Linked DNA regions of Homo sapiens: regions 2 and 3 are each linked to region 1. A link is a loop called in an ENCODE intact Hi-C map of the cell type or tissue named here. Cell type or tissue: MCF 10A. All regions are shown on one strand. Region 1 overlaps MBP (myelin basic protein). Region 2 has its middle 230 kb from the start of GALR1. Region 3 has its middle 290 kb from the start of LINC01029.

Region 1 (8,000 bases):
GAAAAGAATTCTCTCCAAACTGCAAAATCTAAAATGCCCTGATCTTGCTTTTAAAAAAAAATCTAACATACTCTCCTGAGGCATGGTAGGAGCTGTTTGACCAGAAATCGAATAATAGCTTCCTTGCGGCGGGGAGTGGGGGGGGACACATATATATATATGTGCTTTTTTTCAGAGGAAGCTATTATTTAACTAGTATTGTAACTAGTATTTAACTAGTATTGAAAAGAGAACCACAGTGTTCTGTGATTTCTCGGAATTGCCAGAGCATTATGAAGTCAGGGGGATGGAGAGTAAGAAAAGGGGAGACAGCATGGCCCACCATTTACAGTCGGATGTGTCGTCTCATCTCCAGCCTTGCAGACTTTGACACCCATGTTCTGTCCAATAATACTGATTTCACTGGTGCCTGTTTTAGCTGCTGGTTCCAGTTTCCATGGGAAACAGATACCATGACCCTAAGCTTCAGATAGTTTGCAGGGGGTCTGCTGTTTCCCACTCCCACCGGTTTTTAGGTAGAAAATACGCACGCATTGAATAACAGAAGATCCCTGGAGAGAAAGGAAGATGCTGCGTAGGTGACTGTCTCCTTTGAGCATCTTTAAGGAGGATCATTTAATCACTTAAACAAGGTTTCTGGGGATGTCAAGGATCTCTGTGAGCCACAAAAGAAGTGTGATGTAGGGAAAATGGCAGAAAAGGTGCATCTATTTCATCTAGAACTACATTTTACGATTCCTAATTCAAAAAATATACTGAAGAAGCATATTATCACTTTCACAAGAAAAAAATTATATCAAATATACCTCTGTTCTTTCTTATCATGGCAGCTCAGAAAAACAGTGACACCACTATCTTCTGTGGTTCTGAACAGGCCACACAGATTCATCCCTGAGCTCTCTGTCTCTGAGTTTTTTCAGATTAACTTCTGAGCTCTCTGGTATCTGCACTTCCTGAGAGTGCCAGAAGAATCAAATATTACTCTGGGAGGTAAAAAGAGTAAAAAGCAAATTCATTCGCCCTTCACTCTCAGGGCCACTGCTGAAACCGTCGAAATGAACAGCAGAGGTCCCGAATGCCGCTTTGTGGATGTGTGCAAAAACCCGCCATGTGCAACCTGGAAATTAAAGGAATAAGGACCAGGAGATATGTTGGTTGGTTGGTTTTCAGTCACATAGACAAAATAGGACAGTCCAGACGATGCCATCTGTCAGTCCTGAGGCATCACTCTCCACTGAAAGGAGGAACTGATGGGCCCTTTGTTTTAATTACATAGAAATGCGTCTTTTAAAATGACAGAGAAAATTGAAAAATCTCATCTCATTAACTACACTGGCATTTATTGTATCCATCAGTGTTTACTAGAAAATTAGTTCCCAATTATTTTGGTAAACAGCAGCAATTGAAGCTTCCCTCATTCCCTAGACACTAACTGGCATATGTCATTGACTTTGTCTACAGATACTAGTTTATTTTTCTCGTCTGTGAGCACACTGTTAGTTCTAGCCAATAGCTTCATAACTTACTACAAGGTAAGTCTACAAATTCTTGTAATAAAATACAATTTAAAAATCCGTTCTTCTCCCTTCCCTTTTCCCTTTCTCCTATGACTAGCCAGTGAATTTCCCCATAGGCCGCTGACTTTCAGGTGGGTAACGTGAGCCTCTCATCCTACGTTCACTCCACAAGAGTCTCGCTTGGCATGCAGTCTAAAGTTCAAGCCCTAGACAGCTAGCAGCCTCTGCGAGCAGCTCCCTGAACCTCTGTGCATCTCAATATTCAAATCTGTAAAATGAGTGGTGACGTGGGAGCAGTGCTGAATGATATTTTTGGTTTACGATCACACCTCGTGTTTTAAAACCAAGACGCCTTGCTTTCTCTATTCTGGCTTTGCATTGAATCCTTTTGGGGACACAGGGAAAACATGTACATTCCTAGAACTTGGACCACTTACTTGATTAAGACAATGCCCATAAGGAAATCCCTACTGCATTTAGCCACTGGATGGTAGATGCTGCTCTCTGGGCATATTGAGATACATTAACAAAGAGACATTTTTCTAACGTGTCATTCTGCAATGACATCATGGACCACACGACAAAGGGAAGAACAGGTGCTTGCTAAGGCTCCACAGCCGAGTGCTGATGGGTGCATCTCTGTAGCAAAGGCCCTAATGGGAGGCCCAGGTGGAGAGAGCCAGGTGCATGGGACCCTGCCGTGGTTGCCTCCATGAGAACGCACCATTCCAGGTTTACGAGAGGCCAGAGGTCTCCAGGCGGCAACTCCACATGGAGCCAACTTCCTGTGCTCCATCCCATCAGGTGGGAAAATGGGGCAGATGTTATCAACACTCAGTTATTTGACCCACTTCCCCAAAACTGGCACATAATCAATACAAATGGGGAAACAAAATGTACTGTGTTAATATGTGTGATCTGAAAGGAGGCAGATCATCTCTAATGATAGTTAGAAGATGTTCCAACACGTGGCTGTGTCAGTAAGAACACTATCATGAGGGGAGGGTGTAGATGAGCAGGAACTTTCTTACAGGCTTTTTTTCTTTTCTTTTTTTTGAGATGAAGTCTCACTTTGTCACCCAGGCTGGAGTGCAGTGGCTTGATCTCGGCTCACTGCAACCTCCGCCTCCCAGGTTCAGGTGATTCTCCTGCCTCAGCCTCCCAAGTAGCTGGGATTACAGGTGTCCGCCACCACGCCCAGCTAATTCTCGTATTTTAGTAGAGAGGGGGTTTTGCCACGTTGGCCAGGGAGGTCTCAAACTCCTGATCTCAGGTGATCCACCCGCCTTGGCCTCCCAAAGTTCTGGGATTACAGGTGTGAGCCACCGTGCCTGGCCTCTTACGGGCATTTTCTTAAGTAAGTCATCCAAGTTCTAGGAATGCACACTTCTCCTTGTGTCTCCAAAAGGATTCCATGTGAAATAGGAGTAGAGACCTCCAATACCTCGCCCATCTGTTAAAACTGCAGCGTGGGTACCCTGGCAGGCTCATTAGCTGCCGTGGACTGCTGCGGAGTGGCTGGAGACTGTCAGGCTACGCTGGGCCGATCTTCTGGGTAGGTGTATCTACACCCGTGTATCTAGTGATTTACTCTCCTCTGGAAGAGAAACGCGGGCACACCCCAGCCTGGGATGGCAGGCGAGGAACCCCCAAGCCCCAGCCCTGCATGGTCCCACCTGGAGGCTGAGATGAGCTTCAGGGTCCGGGACAGTGAGCGGGGACCCTATGAGTGGGAACCGGGTGGGCGGGGACCCGGTGGGCGGGGACCAGGTGAGTGGGGACCGGGTGGGCAGGGACCCGGACAGGCTCAGAACCATAAACTCACTAGGTCTTCACGTATTGACCTTATGATCGTTGATTCAGGGAAGCAATTAAATTCCTCTCTCAGACAAAGAACTAAGAGCTTGAACTCTTTTTTTACCAACTCCAGGCACCCGTGAATATTAATCTTTTTTCAAATTAATTGTAAACATTTCTTCTGAGAGGGAGTGACTCCATCAACGTATCTCCTTTAATAAAATCCGAGTGGAAATGATGCTGCCAAGAAATGCCTTGGCCCTGCAGCCGCTGATCTTCAGATGCATCGGGCGGCAACTCATCTGTTACTGCTTCCCAGTTTCAGAACGCCCAGCTCCCCAGGCCTTAAAACAAATTGGAAAGCAGGGGAATAAAAAAACAAAAACAAAAACAAAAAAAACAACAACAACCCTCTTCCTGATTTCTGGAGAGAAACAGGCGGCGGGCAGCAGCCTGGGTGCTGTGCGCAGGAGCTCCGCCTGCTGGTGATGGGTATCATCGCAGGTTGAGGAAAATAATTCTTCAAAAATCATGCAATCAAACAGCCTAATGGAAAAAGGAATTTCTTTTACAAATAAATGGCCACCCGTGGTCTTCCTCCCGTGATTTTAAAAACTTTTCAGCAAGTTATTTTTATTTACCAAGCAAACGTTTGTCATTTTGTTGTTGTTGTTGCTCTATGCATCGTGATGAAAAGCTCTACTGATAGGAAGAGGCCCCAACACTGTTGAGTAAAACAAGAAAACTCAGATGAAGAAAACAGTGTGTCTAGTATGATCACTTTTAACGGCATTTGCATATTTTGTCTGTGTTTTTGCACAAAGCCAGATCTAACAATGTGCTCATCAAAGTGTAAACCAGGGTCATCCTTCGGTGGTAGAATTTTTCCACAAACTTTCTTATTTCATGGGATATCTTCATATGAGCATGTATTATTTTTCTAAACAATAGAAAATATTAGTTTTTAAAAATCAGGTCTTTTTTTAATTCTTCAGCTGTCCCAGGTATTCAGCTCCAAATTAGCCAAAAATTTTGCAGAAATGTCCTGGCCTCATCTCTAGCTGGCAAAACACAGGTTGCAGGATGCCCCCCAGCATCTGAGTCTACATCACAAGGTGCGGCCCTGTGTCCATTTCTTCTTTTATAGTGCAACTGACATCCTAGCTCTTCCTCGCTTTTAATCACCCACAAAGAAAGTGCAGTACTTGAAACAGGTTGGGGATGGCCCAGAAGACACAAATCTCAATGAATAACCAAAAATGTTCACAGTTTTGGCTTTTTTTAAACCTTAGTGAGTACAACTAAAAGTATATCAGGGAATTACTAAATGTGTGTCCTAAAAAGTAAGCAGGCCATGTGTGGTGGCTCACGGTGGCTCACACCTGTAATCCCAGCACTTTGGGAGGCCAAGGTGGGTGGATTGCTTGAGGCCAGGAGTTCAAGACCAGCCTGGGCAACATGGTGAAACTCGTCTCCACTGAACAAAAATTAGCCAGGTATGGTGGTGCATGCCTGTAATCCCAGCTACTTGGGAGGCTGAGGTATGAGAATCGCTTGAACCCAGGAGCGAGGTTGCAGTGAGCCAAGATCACGCTACTGCATTTCAGCCTGGACAACAGAGTGAGACTGTCTCAAAAAAAAAAAAAATACCTAAACTAAACAGCAGGAACCCTTTCTGTCCTAGAGAGCTGAAGTTCAGCTCTCAGTTCACTTTCAGGATGACCTTATACGTCACAAGCGTTCCTGGGGCCGCAGCTCAGAGCTTCTGATGGGGTTGACGGGGGAAGCGGAGGTTGCGAGGCTGGCCCAGGCCCTCAGCGGTCTCCTCCGGGAAGGCTTGAGGGTGCGCCACCCGCTTCAGCGTCCCCCATGGCTGGTCTGTGAAGTGACTTGAGTTCACCTTCACCCCCTAAGTGCCCCACCCAGCTTGCGTCCTCCCCTCACCTCCTCCCGTTGTTTCTTTAAGGCCTAGCATCTTCTCCCAGCTCCTCCCACCTAGGAACAGGTAACCTGTTTATCATAAGGTGTGACAGAATGATAAGTGCCCACTCCCCATAAATTGAAAAACCCCCCAAAACACTGCTCTTAAACCCCCAAAACACTGCTCTTAAACCCCCAAAACACTGCTCTTAAACCCCCCAAAACACTGCTCTTAAAATCCGCTGACACCTTGCATCTATCACATTTCCTGCACCACTGGAAGCCGTGGAGTAGGTGGTGCGTTTCTACAATTGAGCTGAGCCGGGTTTGTGGTGAGCAAGGGGCTGTGGGGTCAACGAGGAAGGAGCCAAGGGGCTGCATGAAAGGACTGCAGACCCAGATCATGGCCCTGCAACCAGCCACCCACAGGAGAGCGGGGCAGACACAGGGCTGTACTTCTCAGCCAAGCCACCCTAACACTGTGTGTACGTCTCATCTCATAAATGTAAATGCACGTCGACCTTCAAAAGAGCAGCAATGTCCCGATGCCGCGTGCTGCTATTCCTTCAAAGAATAAGGGAACCTCGGCAGCTTCACTTCAGGCTGTTGGGGAAAGGAGGGTGGGGCGTTCGGGCATCTCTTCTGCGAGTCACCCGAGGGCATGGGAATGTCATGGCCAAATCAGATCAGCGTGGCTCCGGGGAGCCTGGGTCACTTCAAAGGTGACTGAGAACTAGAGCCAGAAGGTGGAAACAACCCAGAAGTCCCCGGAAGGGTGAATGGATGAGCAGAAAGCAATCCGCGCATACGGTGCCGTGGATGTCGTTCAGCCTAACGGTGGAAGGTGGAAGGGGATTCTGACGGGGGCCGCAGCACGGGGCGCCTGGAGGGCACTGCGGTAAGTGCACCAAGCCGTCCGCAGAGAACAGACGCTGCAGGCTCCATGCACAGGAGGCCCCTCGGGTGGCCCGTTCATAGAGAAGAAGTGACTTGAACGCTGGGGCCAGGGATGGAGAGTGAGTGTTTCATGGGGGCCAGGTTTCAGTTCGGGAAGCTGGAGAGGGTGTGGAGATGGATGGCGGTGATGCTGGTACAACAGTGCGAATGTGATGTGTGCCACTGAATTGCACACTTAAAAATTGTTAGAATGGTAAGTTTTATGTGTGTTTCACCACAATAAAAAAATTACTTTTTAAAAAGTGGCTCAGGCCGGGCGTGGTGGCTCACGCCTGTAATCCCAGCACTTTGGGAGGCCGAGGCGGGCGGATCACGAGGTCAGGAGATCGAGACCATCCTGGCTAACACAGTGAAACCCCGTCTCTACTAAAAATACAAAAAAATCAGCCGGGCGTGGTGGCGGAGCCTCTAGTCCCAGCTACTCGGGAGGTTGAGGCAGGAGAGTGGCGTGAACCCGGGAGGCGGAGCTTGCAGTGAGCCGAGGTCGCGCCACTGCACTCCAGCCTGGGGGACAAAGTGAGACTCCGTCTCAAAAAAAAAAAAAGTGGCTCAGATGCAGCATCCGTCCACGCGGGCCACGCAGTCCCCTGCCCGAGGTCGTCACCAGCCTGACACCGAGGCGTGCTCCTGGGCTTTTCTTCCCGTGCTCAGCACAAAAGCTCTTTAGGAACATAAACCAAAACCCAGGTCTGGAGTCTCCGGAAACAACCAATATAAAAGCTCACCAGAGGCTGATCTCACACGCTTTGCCGCTTTTCCAAGGTGGCTTCTCAGTAAAATTCTAGAACCGAAGACTTGGAGACTCTCTGTTTCAGTCCCATCATTTCACCCGCGAGGAACCAGAAGCCCCAGGGCCCCAGGGGACTCGCTGAAGGCCACACAGGTGGCGTCAGGCCCGGGCTGGAGCTTCCCAGCTCCCTGCAGCAAGCTCTTTTCACAAGGCTGCCATGGAAGGCTTTTGTTCCTCTGGTCACTTTCTATTTGCTGAGCTCCACCTTGTGAGTCAAATGCCGGGAGCTTTGGGGATCCCACAGAAGTTTTTCTTTTTTCCTCTGAAAGATTAAAATCTAGCTGGAGAGGGAAGATGCTTGCAGAAAGCTAAAAAGGACAATCCAATGCCAGATGAGGGTTGCAGCCAAAAGAGGCTATATTTTCCCAAAACAGAGACATTTGGAGGGGGAGGACGCTCTAGGCAAAGGTCGGGGAGGCAGTAGGAGCCCCGAGGCGGAAGGAGAGGCCAACACTTTCAGGGGAGACCTGAGACTGCCAATCAGAAAATTTGCACAGTGATACGATGCACCCATGAATTCCATCTCTGGCTGTACAATGACAGCTCATGTTAAATGGCCTTATTCTATATTCTATTTCACAAAATAATGAACAAAATGGGCTTGCTTTGGGGGTACACTTCTATGAGTTGTGATGCACGTATGGATTTGTGTAGCTAGCGCCATAATAAGGACACAACCCCAAATCCTCCCACGTCCCCCTCCCTCGTGGTCCACACTGCACCCTCCCTCCACTCCCTGCCCCCCAGCTCTGACCTCCCCCAATATAGGTCAGCCTTTTCCGGCATGTCATATAAATAAGACCACACAGTATGAAACCTTTTAGAATGGCGGCTTTTACTCAGCAAGATTCCTTGGAGAGGCCTCTAAGCTGTTGCCTGTAACAAGAGTTTGTATTTTTATTGCCGAACAGTATTTCATGCCTGGATACAGCACAGTGTGTTTATCCCTTCAGCCCCTCAAGAGCATTCAGGTTGTTTGAAGGTTTTAGTGAAATCTAGTGGGTTTAGCTGCTATGAAC
Region 2 (8,000 bases), 480 kb before region 1:
GCAATGGAGGCTGTACAGTCCAGAAAGCCTAAACTTGTTAACATCTGGACTTTCATAGGCCTAGAACCTTTTGACCTCTTTTGACCTCAGGCCTAGAACAAAAAGTCCACAATGTCAGGTTCACTTCTGTTTTCTTTGCTTTTTCATCCTTTGCTTAACACAAAGTGCCTAGAAGAGAAGGCCGTGCTCAATAAAAGCAACCGAATGAAGACGATCCCCTGGGAATGTTGGTGTCATTATTCTTAGTGGGAGCAAGGCTAGAGAAAATAAACAATACTTCATTTATAGATTCTAAAATTCCTTTGGTTCTAAGTCATACAGATATTTCAAAAAATAATGAGACCAACTGAAGTGACCCAATGCTTTCTTCTCACTTTGAGTTATAATATTTAGAGAAATCTCCTAGATGTACTTAGACATATAGACATATAGTGTCTTTTTAATTTTATTTTTATTTTTATTTTTATTTGAGACAGAGTCTCACTCTGTCACCTAGGCTGGAGTGCGTGCAGTGGCGCGATCTCAGCTCATAGTAACCTCTGTCTCCCGGGTTCAAGTGATCCTCCTGCCTCAGCCTCCCAAGTAGCTGGGACTACAGCTTCTAAGCGTTTTACATTTAATAATTTATTATTGCAACAACTATTAAGATGGATATTATTACTAGCCTTATCCTACAGATGAATAAACTGAGCCTAAGCATAGCTAAGTGACATACACAAAAAAGCTAGGAAGTGGTGGTAAGGAACTTCACTTTAGGCAGTCTGGCTCTAGATTTTATATTTCAACAGTATGCCCTACTACCGTTATGGTAAGAATAAAATAGCTAGCATTTGTTTAGTACTTACTATGTGACAGGAAAAGTTCTAAGTGATTTTCTCGTACTCACTTATGTAATATTCACAATAAACCAAAGAGGTAAGTATTATTATAATTCCTATGTTGCAGATGACAAACTGAAGCATAGAGAGATTGTCTTATCTTTCCTGGCTGTTATGACAAAATACTGTAGACTGGGTACCTTATAAACAACAGTCACTGGTCATTAGAGAAATGCAAATCAAAACCACAATGAGATACCATCTCACACCAGTTAGAATGGCAATCATTAAAAAGTCAGGAAACAACAGATGCTGGAGAGGATGTGGAGAAATAGCAATTCTTTTACACTGTTGGTGGGAGTGTAAATTAGTTCAACCATCATAGAAGACAGTGTGGTGATTCCTCAAGGATCTAGAACTAGAAATACCATTTGACCCAGCCATCCCTTTACTGGATATATACCCAAAAGATGATAAATCATTCTACTATAAAGACACATGCACATATAGGTTTATTTCGGCACTAGTCACGATAGCAAAGACTTGGAACCAACCCAAATGTCCATGAATAATAGACTGGATAAAGAAAATGTGGCACATATACACCATGGAATACTATACAGCCATAAAAAAGGATGAGTTCATGTCCTTTGCAGGGACATGGGTGAAGCTGGAAACCATCATTCTCAGCAAACTATCACAAGAACAGAGAAACCAACCCCCGGGTGTTCTCACTCATAAGTGGGAGTTGAACAATGAGAACACATAGACGTAGGGAGGGAAACATCACACACCAGGGTCTGTCAGGGGTGGGGGGTTAGGGATAACATTAGTAAAAATACCTAACGTAGGTGACGGGTTGATGGGTGCAGCAAACCACCATCGCACGTGTATACCTATGTAACAAAACTGCACATTCTGCACATGTACCCCAGAACTTAAAGTATAATAATAAAAATTTTTAAAAAAAAGAAAATGCACCAAGAACTAACGCTTTCCTCATACTCCGGTGGCTTTTATCCATGAAAGCCCAGCCTTTCTATTCTTTCTCTGAGCCTTGGAAGGATTTCTTTCTAAGGGAAAGACTTATCTTGCCATGTTCCTCTGAGATTCCCCGCTATTCCTCTGAGATCCCCTGCCATGCCTTCTTTTCCAAGAAGTGAAGTTTTTTCAAATGGTGCATATAACTCAAGTGAAGCCATGATGATATGAACAGTGGTGTTCAAGTTTGTGCATGTTCCTACATTACAACTGCCGCCAAGCCAACAGCAATTGTAAATCGACATCAATTCAAACACACTTTCAAATTTTAAAATCTTAAAATGTGAAAAAAGTGAACATACTAAAATAAATTAAATATAGAAATAATTAACATTTGGAAAACTTATTAAGTGCCAGTCATGTTTCCAAATCCATGATATTTATTAACCAATTGAATTGTAACAATATGCAAACCTGTGTAGTAGACTGTATCACAAATGAAGAACAAGGAGTGCTCCAATAACAGGGCATTTATGCCCAGGCCATCACTACAGTTTGCTGCTTCAGCAAGCACCACCATTGTCAAACACAGGATGAGACTATTGAGGAAAGAATAAGACCTTAGAATAGTCCAAGAAAAGAAAAAAAAAGTTTTTCAAAACAGTTTCCCATAGGGTTGCCATATAAGGTACAGAGCACCCAGTTAAACAAGTATATGCCATACATAGCATGGGATATACTTATATTAAAACATATTATTCATTTCTTTTCTGAAATTCAAATTTAACTGGGTATCTGGTATTTTTACTTCCTAAGTCTGGAAAACCTCCTCCTATGCCAGACCAAAGTGCTTCTTCATACAACTTTACAAAATCTCACTTCCTTTCCAGAGGAGAGGGAGAAGCTCATGGGTTTTCGGCATACATCATACACGGTCTATTTTTACAAGAGTACACACAGCAGTTTTCGTGTGCCAGATATCTTATGTATGTTATTCCTGGTCCTCAGAACAGCCAGACAAGGACAGTACTTCTAGCCACATTTTATAGATGAATGAATTGAAAGAAGTTAAATAATATATTCAAGGTTACACAGAAAACGTGTTAAAACTAATACAGGAACCCTTTTTTATCTGACTGCAGAGGCCCAGCTCTTTGTAGTGAAAGCCATGACTTTGTGCTATATTTTCCATCTTGACTATTCAGAACCATTTATTCCAAGGGGACAAAATTATTGCTTCTGTTTCAGTTCCTGTGAAACAGTGGGGATTATTGCCAAAAGCGGGGAGGGACAGTGTGTGCTCCTGTACTTCCTGTAATCACTATTCCACGGAGACTAGGACTGAGTCACCAACCCGATGTGGATCCACCCCCTACTGGTACATCAACGAAGAGCAAAAAAAGAAATCCATGCTAATTTCACGTGCTAATGGAAAGCCTCATGTACAAATCAATAAGTATGTGTTCTCCACATCCAAGGGGGTAGATCTGTTAAGCCAAAATGTTCACTCTCGGATGACAGAAAATGAAAATAAAGATTTTTCTTCCCATGTTGTTGACTTACAGCCAGATGCAGTCAACATTAACTCAAGTATGGCTCAGGCTATATAATTATCATCTTCAAGATTTCTTGTTTTTTATGTCAGCAAAAGACAGACCACAGACAATCCAGTATGCCTTTAGCAGTTTTTGTAATTCTTTATCACTCAATAATTTAATGTCCTCTTTGGTAACATAATTTGCAATTTGTAAATGAAGAGAATCAGATTCCAAAAACTCACTATATCTAGTAATTCATTTTTGTCTTCTAATTCTAAACACATGCCTGCATTTGGGGAAAAAGAAATGTGAGTATATTTTTTAAAGTTTCTTTTTGTTAAATGGATGGGGCTGAGGGAACTAAGAGAAAAATATGAGTCTTGTAAAAGATCTAGCTGTAAAGCTATAGACTGAGAAAGATTTCGCTGAAAAGCTATAGGCTGAAATTTATGTACCAATATAGGAGTACTCGTTGACACCCATCATTTGAATTGTTTGTTAATTTTGAGAAAAGAGACTCTGCAATGTGAGATTAATTCGAGATAATGTAGTTCCAGTGTCAACAGAGCTTGTATCTTTTTTAAAAAAATAATTTTTATTTCTCCCAGGTTGCTAGTAAGAAGGAAGGGAAAAGTCTCTTGAAGTTTTTTTGGAGTATCCCTATTTTTTTTGTTGCATGCTGTTATTTCCTTTGTTTTAGTTTTTGGCATTTTTTAAGTGTCCGGGTTTTTTGTAGCAATTGTGAAGTGGAAAGTTAGGTCTGTTTTGAGGTTTACTGGGGGGTATTTTGGAGGTCTAGACTAAGTGGATAGTTGTTTTAATTGTAGATTTATAATTTTATTAGTCTTTTTTGTTTGATCTCTCTATCTCTCTCTCTCTCTTTCAGTTAAAAGTAATTGATCAGCAAGGTTAACCAAATTATGAGTCTGAGAAATTGCCCAACTCAGACATTGTTTTTTTATTATTGTCAATTTTTTTATCTACTCTATTTATAAAATTGAAACTGAGAATATCATTTTGATGATTAGCATAACTTTCTTTAGATAATCTTTGTTGTTTGCCAGTATTGTATTTCAATTTTTTTCTTTTACATTTTTGCACATAGAACTTTACAACCAGAAATTATGATTTATTAACAGGTTAAGTAATATTTTTGCTTTAATGTTTCTATGTGGTTTTCATTTTGAAATCTCATTGTTGATACATTTGGATTATATAAAATGGAAAATATCTTCAAATTATATACATGTATATATATATATACACACACATATATATATATTAATTTCCACAGGTTATTGTGGTACAGGTGGTGTTTGGTCACATAAGTAAGTTCTGTAGTGGTGATTTGTGAAATTCTGGCGCACCCATCACCTGAGCAGTATACAATGCACCCTATTTGTAGACTTTTATCCCTCGCCTCTGTCCCATCCTTCCCCTCAATTTCCCAAAATCCATTGTATCATTCTTGTGCCTTTGCATCCTCATAGCTTAGCTCCCACATATCAGTGAGAACATACGATGTTTGGTTTTCCATTCCTGAGTTACTTCACTTAGAATAATAGTCTCCAATTTCAACCCAGTCACTGTGAATACCATTAACTCATTCATTTTTATGGCTGAGTAGTATTCCAGTGTGTGTGTGTGTGTGTGTGTGTGTGTGTGTGTGTGTGTGTTTCTTTATCCACTCTTTGACTGATGGGCATTTGGGTTGGTTCCACAATTTTGCAATTGTGAATTGTGCCACTATAAACATGCATGTGCAAGTATCCTTTTCATATAATGACTCTTTTCCTCTGGGTAGATACCCTGTAGTGGGATTGCTGGATCAAATGGTAGTTCTACCTCTTTTAGTTCTTTAAGGAATCTCCACACTGTTTTCCATAGTGGTTGTACTAGTTTACATTCCCACCAGCTGTGTAAAAGTGTCCCCTGATCACAGCATCTATGCCAACATCTACTGTTTTTTGATTTTTTGATTATGGCCATTCTTGCAGGAGTAAGGTGATATTGCATTGTGGTTTTGATTTGTATTTCCCTGATTATTAGTGATGTTAAGCATTTTTTCATATGTTTGCTGGCCATTTGTATATCTTCTTTTGAAAATTGTCTATTCATGTTCTTAGCCAACTTTTGATGGGATTGTTTCTTTCTTGCTAAAGTTTGAGTTTGTTATAGATTCTGGATATTAGTCCTTTGTCAGATGTATACATCGTGAAGATTTTCTCCCACTCTGAGGGTTGTGTGTTTACTCTCCTGACTGTTCCTTTTGCCGTGCAAAAGGTCTTTAATTTAATTAAGTCCCATCTATTTATCTTTGGTTTTATTGCATTTGCTTTTGGGTTCTTGGTCATGAAATCCTTGCCTAAGCCAATGTCTGGAAGGGTTTTTCCAATGTTATCTTCTAGAATTTTTAATGTTTCAGGTCTTAGATTTAAGTCCTTAATCCAACTTGAGTTGATTTTTGTATAAGGTGAGAGATGAGGATCCAGTTTTATTCTCCTACATGTGGTTAGTCAATTATCCCAGCACCGTTTGTTGAAAAGTGTGTCCTTTCCCCACTTTTATATTTTTGTTTGCTTTGTGGAAGATTAGTTGGCTGTAAGTATTTGGGTTTATTTCTGGGTTCTCTATTCTGTTCCAATGGCCTATCAAAATACCACCATCATTCTTCACAGAATTAGAAAAAACAACTCTAAAATTCATATGGAACCAAAAAAGAGCCCACATAGCCAAAGCAAGACTAAGCAAAAAGAACAAATCTGGAGGCATCACACTACCTGATTTCAAACTATACTATAAACCCATAGCCAGCAAAACACTATGGTACTGGTATAAAAAATTAGATAATCTTCAATATTGTTTAAAGATGTTTTTAAATGTCTCAACCTATGTCAGTATTGATTTATCTGGATTTTGCCAACATTGCTATATTTTCTTCTCGTCTACCACTTTTTGGAAGACTAAATGGATGGCTTGGAGCAAAGTCTTTGTAACCTCACAGGCACATGTGTGATCTTCTTTTGTAATTAAGTAGCTAAGACACATTTTTAAAAACCCCTTCTTTTGTGTCTAGCTACTTAATTTTTACTTTAAAAAAATTAACATGTGAACTAGTTGATATAGATCAGAAAAAACAGGGTGGTAACTTTGATATTAAGCTTAAGCTTTCTGGCAAAACCAATAGGGTCCTTGTAACTTTGATATTAAGCTTAAGCTTTCTGGCAAAACCAATAGGATCCTCGTGGAAATTAGATTTTTTTTTTTTTTTTTTTTTGAAACAGGGTCTTGCTCTGTCACCCAGGCTGGAGTGCAGGGGCATGATTACAGCTCATGACAGCCTCAACACCCTGGGCTCAAGCGATCCTCCCACATCAGCTTCCCGAGTAGCTGTGACCACAGGCACATGCCATCATTTTTGGCTATTTGCTTGTTTGTTTGTTTGCATTTTTTTGTAGAGACGGGGTTTCACCATGTTGGCCAGACTGGTCTCAATCCCCTGGGCTCAAGTGATCCTCCTGCCTCAGCCTCCCAAAATGCTGGGATTATAGGTGTGAGCCACTGTGCCTAGCCAGGAAATCTCTTATGTCTTTAAGGTTTACTTTTGATGATGGCTGATAAACTAAGGTGGGCTTTCCTCTGCCAGATATTCGCTGTTTCTGAGATTAAGCTAGAAGAGCAAGAGTGGGAGGAGGGGATCAAAGGAGGCAAAGGTGAGTGCAGGTGAGACGGTTCAGACGGGGAAGAGAAGAAATGAAGCAGGAGAGAATCAGCTTCAGCTGCTTATTTATTCATTTATTTTAGGGAGCTTTTTTCTTCATTTATGGAAAGAATTTTGTCAGAGCCTCTTGTAGATGCTTCTAAGTACTATAGGAAGGAAGTCTCCCAATTATTTTGTTTCATTTTAGAGCCAGTACTTTTCATTGTAAAGTAAATCAATTAATTCTGATATTTTAAAGGTGTATCATTTTGGCTGTTGTGTGGCTTTTTTATGGGTTAAGTAACACCATTTTATTTTTTAGATATTGACAGGAGGTGGTGCCATAAGTATTGGACATAAATCTAGCTGCAGTTTCTAAGGACGAATCTCCGTTAAGGAGGAAGACTTGGTTTCAGATGGACAGCTACCTATAATTTGGGTTCTCTTTTTAAGAAATTAAAGATTGAAAGGGAAAGATGTTTTGGATCTGGTGTGCTGCTTAATGAGAATTGTATTTTGAGGTGTCACTCACGAGTCACTTTTCCCCTCTTACATGTCTTGGTAAAACCCAGGAATCCTGGGATCTGAAGGCACTGGGAGGTCAGCCCCTCATATGTGGCCACCAGGCTAAGCTAGAATTTTTGAGTGTTTCTGGGGGGATAATTTCCTATGAGATTGTTTTATGTCGTGAGCAATGAGGTCAAACACTCCCACAAGACCTTCGTGGCCTAAGGTGATTTTTGGCCGGGAGAAATAGTGCTCCTCACGCTGGGGACTTACATTGGTCCTCACAGGAAAAATTGTATTGGCTTTGGTCACTTCAAAAAGGGACTTCAGATACGTCAAATAAACTGAGCTTCAGAGTTTTGTTTTTTTAATTATAAATTAATATTTTTAATTGTAAATTTTGCCTAAGCCATAAAATATTCACTCTTTTTGAGAGAGAGAAATTTTTTTCCTGAC
Region 3 (8,000 bases), 700 kb before region 1:
CCCTGGGCCGTGTAGCACTACTGTGACTCCTCAAAATTCTCTTCCTTCTTAGCATCTTCTGGGACCACATCTGTGTCTATCGCGCTTCAACTATGCCAATAACAATAATGTTCCCAAGCTTTAATGGACATCAGAATCACCTGGAGTTAAAGGGTTCTCCAGAGAAACAGAACCAGTAGGATCCATAGGGAAGGAGATGATGGGAATCGACTCATGTGATCATGGAGGCTGAGACATGCCACCATCTGCCATCAGTAAGCATAAGACCCAGGAAAGCCAATGTATCATTCACATGAGTCCAAAGGACTCCAGACAGGCGGTGTTGTGGGTTTGCATGTTACTGAGTCTGAAGGCCTGAGAACCAGGAATTCAGTGTTTAAGGGCAGGAGAAGATGGTGGTCCCAGTTCAAGAAAGGAAAGGAAATTTGCCCTTCCTCTGCTTTTTGTTCTATCTGGGTGCTCAGCAAATTGCATGCTGCCTCCCACATGGGTGAGGGTGAAACTTCTCCACTCAGTCTAGCAATTCAAATGCTAACTTAGTAGGAAACACCCTCACAGACACACCTAGAAATAACGTTTTACCATCTACTCAAGTCAAATTGACACATACAATTAACTGTCACAACTTGCTATTAATTTTTTTTTAAGGCAATTGCAGGATCCCAGGTCCCAACTTTCTCATTCAGTGTGGTCTGGTGTCAGGTGATAATCTGCAACTCCTACAAATTTCCAGGTGATGCTGACATTGCTGATGCAGAAACCACCCCTCAAGAACCACCATCCTAGCCCCACCTGGAACTTTGTGAAACACAGGATCTCAGCTCCACTGGATCAACTTCTGCATTTTTTAAAATATCTTTGGGTGACCTTGATGCACATGTAGGTGCTTCCAGAAGAGGGTCTCTAAAGTGACCATGCCACCTCCCTAGATAAGACGCTGCAATACCTCCTCACTCTCCAAACCTCTCATACAATCAAAATATCATGGCATTAAATAAGATACCTTTCATGATCTGGTCCCCGCCTGCTCCAAATTCATCTTATATTTCCCTAAACAAATATAATTTCAACACTGAAGATTACCTGTAGTCTGAGAAGCTCTGTCCTAGGGGAAAGAACCCACACTGCTGAATTCTTTCCACCTGTGGCAACTTCTCCGTCCTCCTCCCCGTGGCCCTGTCTTAGGTAAAGGTGAGTTACTGGTTCACTGCAACAACAAGAGCACACCCGGAGGGGCACAGGGTGTCTTGGTAAGAGGAAGAAATAGGGATTATTAGAGGACTTGGGGTCATATTAGGGTATTTGGGGTAGGGTTCAAGGAAGAATGGGTTTGCTCCAGACTGGGCACTGTCAATAGCTGGGAAAACTATGATTGTTCTCTCTATGATTTCATTTACAGAGTAGAGAGCGTGAACGGGCCAAGGTGTTAAAGAAGCCACAGTGTGTAGACGAGCCCAGGAAGGAGGGCATGGGGCCATCTGCATGGCCTGGCCAGTGTTCTCAAGCTCATCTTTCCTATGCTCATCACAGAGTGGCCTTGCCTGATGCGGTGTCTGTGAAACTCTCTATGGTAACAAGAGAGTGCCTCGGCCCTCAATGCCTGACCCACTCCCAGTAAATGGCAGTCAGGGCTGCTTTCTCTGCAATGCATTTTTTACACATGCAATTTCACCTCTTGGATGGCTTCATTGCCATCTGTGTGCTGAAGAGTTCTAAATTAAACCCAGGTTGTCTCTCCAGCAGCATTTTTAAACTGTACCTCCCTAACTCATACGCAGTTTTAAGTGTCAAAGTGGTGGACCATCTCTGTGTTACTCCCAAGACTTTTTGACACACATTGAGTGTATTTAATGGCAGTCCCTCAGGCGTCCACTCCACTGGACTTGTTCCTGGGCTTGAGCCACACACCTAGGACTCCGTGACATTACAAAATCTGGAGCCACAAGGGTGCCTTTCCCTGGCCTCTATGCTTGCAACACTTCTGCTTACGTTTCCCACCTAGACTGATGCACCTGTCATATGGAGTTTGGTCAACATCTCCAGACAGAGGCAGGTGCTTCTTTCTCATGTTCCTGCAGTAGTTTCCAGAGTCCACATTTCTGCTCTGCCACAGTGTATGCATCAGAGCCATTGACCGAGAAGCCTCTGCTCTGAGAATGGAGGCCTTGGAGGGCAGGAGATGCTTCTTATTTCTCTGTGTTCTTGCAGTTAGAATATGGCCTGGGTCATGGAAACTGCTGAATAAGTAGCACAAATGTTCTCTACAAACAAGGATGTTCAGTTTGTCAACTCAGTTGCCTTTTGTCTAAGTGAATCCCAGCTTTACCTTGGAAGCTTCCAGCAGCCTGAACTCTTGGTGGTGATTTACAAGCCCCTCCGTGCACCTGCCCCAACCTACCTCTCCCATTTTATTCCCAACAACCTCCCTGTTCACACTCAGTGTTTCAGCTAACCTAACCCTCTACTTATTTCCTAACTCCTCAGTCTCCACGATTTTTCTTATGATGTGTACCACTGGAATCCACCCATTCCACTTGGGGTCTCCAGCCACACATCCACGTGTGTCAAGGCTGAAGACCATTGTCCTCACGAACCCCGGCCCACACACTCCTTAGAGATGACATCTGTGCTGTTGACTTAAGGCACCTTCTCAGTGGCACTGTCTTGGGGTTTACCTGGATTTACCTTGACTCCCTCAGAGTCCTCTTTTCTATGCAACAAAGAAATGGATTGTTGCGTCTGATGAGTATTTTTATGCTTTACAATATTTAACAATGGCTTTTAAAATATATTATGCACTCAAAACATACAATACTTTGTATTAAAGATATTTTATATTAAAAGTCCTTATATAAATTATTTCATATGTCATTTTCTTGTGATATGTTCCACCCTGATTTATAACAGGATTTTGTAATGATCTTGAATGCATTGGAAGATAGTGAAGTGCCTTCTCAATCAATAAATTGCAATTGTAATTAAGTTCAATCTTTAATATATGTAAATGTTGACATTCTCAGAGAAATTAATTAAGACTATATTGTTTGAGACTGGGATTTGATTTTCCTGGACGCTAAATAAAACCTAGAATTCACCTTTACGTGTCCCGGTCCAGCAGATGGCAGCCAATTCACACCATTTTGGAGTCAAGGCTCTTGATGTTTGAGATGAGATCTGAGCTGAAGCTGCTTTTCAAGAAAGGTTCGATGTTGTTTACACTACAGTTTGTAAAATATGAACTTGAGTAACAATAAGTTACAGACAAGCAGCAATCAAACTACATGATTAATTGTTATTTGTTCAATTTCCATTATCTGAGAATAAATTTAAAGGATTAAAACCTGCTTACATCCTTAGTTTACAATTTTTACCATTAGTGTCTGCAGGAAATCGTATTGTCTATCAAAGTAAGCAATTTGACTTGTATACAGAAGTACACACCAGAGTCAGTTTTCAAATCCACTTTTTCTGCTGAGGGACTTAGGAAGTGATCCTGTTGATATGTTATATGAAACTTGGGGAAAAAATAACAGAAATATGGGCAGAATAGGTTCAAGGGATGCAGATAGGCAGCTGCTGTGTTTGGTTGTGTCCCCACCCAAATCTCATCTTAAATTATAATCCCCATAAACCCCACATGTCATAGAAGGGATGCAGTGGGAGGTAATTGAATCATGGGGGCAGTTTCCCCCATGCTGTTCTCATGACAGTAAGTAAGTTGTCATGAGATCTGATGGTTTTATAAGTGTCTGGCATTTCCCCTGCTGGCACTCATTCTCTCTCCTGCCACTAGGTGAAGAGGCCCCTTCCGCCATGATAGTAAGTTTCCTAAGAACTCACCAGCCATGCAGAAGTGAGAGGCAATTAAACCTCTTTTCTTTGCAGATTGCCCAGTCTCAGATATTTTCTTATGGGAATGTGAGAACAGACAAATACAGCAGCCTTGCTCTGATCATTTGTCTGGCTAATGATGCCTTCATACTCAAGTAATCTTCACCAAGTATGTAAGATATTAAAATAGAAGTTACTAAATATGTTTAAAATATTTAGTGAGAATGGCAATGTTAAATTTTGTAAGAACTTGCCCATTTCTGTAATGAAATCACAAAATCAGAGAGTGAAGTTCTAGTCTTTTATAACCGAAACTATATTTTTCCCCAAAGTGTGTTGCTCAACTTTCAAGCATTAGGCAGATATATCTGTATCTTAAATAATTTATTTGGGTCTTTTTCTTGCCTATTTATTTTTTAACAATGTCTTTTGATGATTTTTTTAAAGAACAAACAGAATCTCTGCTGCGGACCCTCTGACACTTGTGATTTCATGTTATATACAGTTGGAGGGTCATATACAATTTTAGGCCAATGCTTACATATCATCACTCCTTTTAAACATTAAACTCCTCTTGAGAAGAAGGCTTTGCAGCTTTGTGTACTCTCAATGGTATCTAGACAGTCTTTTGCATGTGGTAGATTCTCAACATGTACATTGGAAATTGAATTTCACTGAGTTGAGAGCTCTCCAGAGCACTCAGGCTTCACATAGCATAATCCCAGACATTTAGAAGATATTTGATGATTGATAGATCAAATCTGTGATGGGTAGTATAGGACAAATGGCCTAGCTCTTAGCTTCATTGGATGTCTATCCAACTTTTAGAAAACCTAACACCTTCAATATAAGTTAACAGAAAACTCTATTTATAAGGTTTTTTTCTCATAATTGCTGCACAAAAATGATGATGGGGATGATGATGATTGTGATGGTGATGATGATGGTGATGATAAATAGAACAGCAAAAAGGAATAGCACAGGCTGGTGTTTTTAGGTGTTTGGATCTTTTTATTATGTTTCATAACCTTAGAGAATATCACATTTACTGGTCCTGTGTTTGAAAGTCCCTACAGATATGTTAGGACTGTTAGGAGTCCCACAAATAAATATCATTCTGCCAGAATATATTCAGCTAATTTTAAAGTCTAAATGAAATTCTTATACTGAGTTGTAGTATTTTTAATTTGTTTTGAAATGTCTTCCTCAGAGGTTATTCTTTCAATGATTCCATTAAAAGCTAAAATACCTCTCTCTTTTAATCTAAGGACTAAAATAGCTGCACCATCCACATTTGACACAAAAACTACTGGGACACAAATGAGACCCAAACATGGGTGAGGGGTAGAGGTTAGTGACGACAGTTTCCATGGCAGAAAGAAGGAGGACGTAACTGTAGCACTAGAAGAATTCTGAAATGAGGATTTTTGAATATCCTGAGAGTTCAGGCAAATGATGAGGCAGGATGCCTCTTACCTGTGGCATTCAGATAATATGTTAACCACGTCATTATGCTTATTTTTACAAACAAGAAAATAGGCTCATGAGGTCAAAAAACATTCCTACTGGTTAAGGTCTTGGATGGCACAGTCTGAGCAGGATTTAATATCTCCCCTCCTCTAGTCCAAGTCCTACCCTCTTTATTTCAGTTAACAGGAGGTTTCCATTGTAGTGACCAGAATGAAGAGACATGGTTTTATAGTACAATACAGTAGGAGGCCAATGTGTATGGGGTAGTGGAGGGTGGCGGTATTTTCTATTCCCTGTATGAGTGGAAGAAACTCTGCTTCCCTGTGACCTGAGATCCTCTTTCTCAATAGGAAAGGGGAGGTGAACGAATGCACAGCCTTCAGGAGAGGTGCCAAAAGGGCTTCCCACAAGAGCCTCCGGCACAAAGGCAGTAGCATGACACCAGCATGACACAGTCTGGCATCCACCCACAGCTCCCCTGCGCTGGACCACGGAGGAGACCCCGTGATGCTCTCAGCTGGGTGCTTTCCTTTTCTTGAACTGGCTCTGCAGACAGAAAGAGAAATTTAAATGTTTTATATCAAAGAAATGCACCAAAAGTGGTATTGTTAAGAGCACAAATAAATTATCTAGTAAATATCAATATTAAACTAGTTTTGATGGATACAACCTATTGCAGGAAATCAAATCTGAATAAATAAAAATCATAAACTATATCCTTCTTTAATTGCATTGAAAATAACATTCAGAATAATTCTAATTATTTTTCCTGTATTGCAGAGTAGTGTGGGGTCAATTCAAATTTTAAAAAGTAGGCAAGCTACTCTGTTGAATAAACAGTTTCCCACTTATTATTTATGAAATAGCAAATTGTAAAAAACCTCAAAGTTAGGTCTCATTAAGGACAACAGACATTTTTAGAGTCCTCCTTTTTCTTCTATTTTCCGAAATAAAATTTATGGTACTACTATTTTTTCCTCTTTCAAAATGTGTGAAATGGTTAAATAATGAAAGCCAGACTTCCACAATTTATTGCTATTATATTGGGCAGATCACTTAAACTCTGAGCCTCAGTGACTGAATCACTGAAATAAAATGTAGAGCTTCAAACTCTTAATTTGTAAAGCATTTTCAGGATAGCGTTGGGGCGATACCAAACAAAAGGAAATATGATGGACATCAATGACGCCTCCTTCACATGCCAGCTATTTAACTCAGAACCAAAACCAACAAACAAACCAAAAGTAAAACAAAACGCTTCAGGCCCCTCTGGGTGAAAGAACTCTAAAACAAGCATGAAGAGAAATAATTAAAACAGCTAAAGATGAAAAATTCACATTACATACAGGGGAACAGAGATGCAAAATATGTCTGACGTTTCAGCAGAAATAATGAAGGCAAAAATAGAGGGGATTATTATATTTAAATAGAGAGAAAAGCAATAAACTCATAACTATATATCCAGCAAAAATATCCCTTATGAATGAATCTGAAATAAGGACATTTTGAGATCACTAAAAGTGGGAACATTTATCACCAGTAAATCTGCACTAACAAAAAATGCTAAAGGAAGTTCTTCAGGCTGGGAAAAAATAGCACCATGTGAAAAGTCAGATCTATAGAAAGGAGTGAAGAAGAGGAAAACTGGTGATTGTGCATATAAATATGGAGACTGTCCTAAATTTCTTTAAGAGGCAACAGATTTCTTAAAGAAAAAATGTCTTATTGTCTTAGGGGTCAAACGACAGGAACAGAGGAAACACGTGGAGTTACACCGTTCTAAGCGTCTTATGTTTTATGTGAGGAGGTACAATATTAACTCAGATTAGACAGCAACAGCATAAAAATGCACGGTGAGGTCCCTAAATCCACCACTGGCACTTTGGTTTTCAGTAATTTGACTCTGATGCATCTCAGTGTGGCTCCCATTGTATTTAGTCTGCTTATTATTGGCCAAGACTCTTGAATCTGTAAATTATTTGTTTCCAAGTTGGAGAAAATTCTTGTGATTATTTAGCTATATAAATGAATATAGCTAAACTCAGCTGAAGAATTAAAATATAATATTTTGATTAACACAAAATAAGGCAAGGAAGGAGGAAGTGAGGAATACAAAAAAAGATGGGAAAAATAGAGAATAAAAAGTAATATGATTGACAAATTCAATCATATAAAGTTATAATAAATGGATTAAACAATACTATTTAAAAAGCAGAGATTGTCAAATTAGAAAAAATGTAAATTCAACTATATGTTTTCTGCAATGGAGACAAACCTTAAATACAAATCTACCAAGACAAGTTGAAAATAAAAGGAAGTGTAAGAAATAAATTACAGAAGCCATAAGGAAAAGGAAGGAATTATAGGAAAGTTTCTGTGGCTACGTTAATATCAGACAAAATAGACTTCAACACAAGGTGGATTTTCTAAGATGAAGAGAGACATTTAATGTTGGTAAAATGGTGAATTCATCAGGAAAATATAAATATCAAATATCACAAAGAATCATTAATATTAATTAAAGGGTATAACTGCAGATGCTGTAATTATTAATATAATAGAATAATATTATAAATAACTTTATGCTAATAAATTCTGCAATTTAGATAATGTGACAAAATCCCTTAAAAACGTAACTTAGCAAAATGACTGAAGAAGAAATAACAAATCTGGAATAGCTCTGTATCTATTAAGGTAAG

What was found. Hi-C counts contacts between places; a loop is a spot of excess contacts. Peaks named below come from ENCODE experiments on the same cell type or tissue, not always from the same donor. Only the 100,000 strongest peaks of a DNase experiment are listed, where the experiment ranks them.
Region 2: a loop joins it to region 1, with 3 times the contacts of the local background. A loop is called at or near these places in 6 of 110 quality-filtered maps.
Region 3: a loop joins it to region 1, with 14 times the contacts of the local background. A loop is called at or near these places in 2 of 110 quality-filtered maps.

Annotation. Positions count from the first base shown.
Region 1 is chr18:76,996,423-77,004,422 of GRCh38, reverse strand. The region is part of intron 4 of MBP (myelin basic protein); the gene reads left to right. Among named protein-coding and RNA genes, the nearest start is that of MBP-AS1, 20 kb to the right of the region's middle. RefSeq lists enhancers at 5,614-6,114, 6,115-6,615. In MCF 10A, a CTCF peak has its summit at 3,794 (motif pointing left); no DNase peak of the experiment used is centred here.
Region 2 is chr18:77,473,951-77,481,950 of GRCh38, reverse strand. No RefSeq gene overlaps it. Among named protein-coding and RNA genes, the nearest start is that of GALR1, 230 kb to the right of the region's middle. In MCF 10A, a CTCF peak has its summit at 3,170 (motif pointing left); no DNase peak of the experiment used is centred here.
Region 3 is chr18:77,697,981-77,705,980 of GRCh38, reverse strand. No RefSeq gene overlaps it. Among named protein-coding and RNA genes, the nearest start is that of LINC01029, 290 kb to the left of the region's middle. In MCF 10A, a CTCF peak has its summit at 3,092 (motif pointing right); no DNase peak of the experiment used is centred here.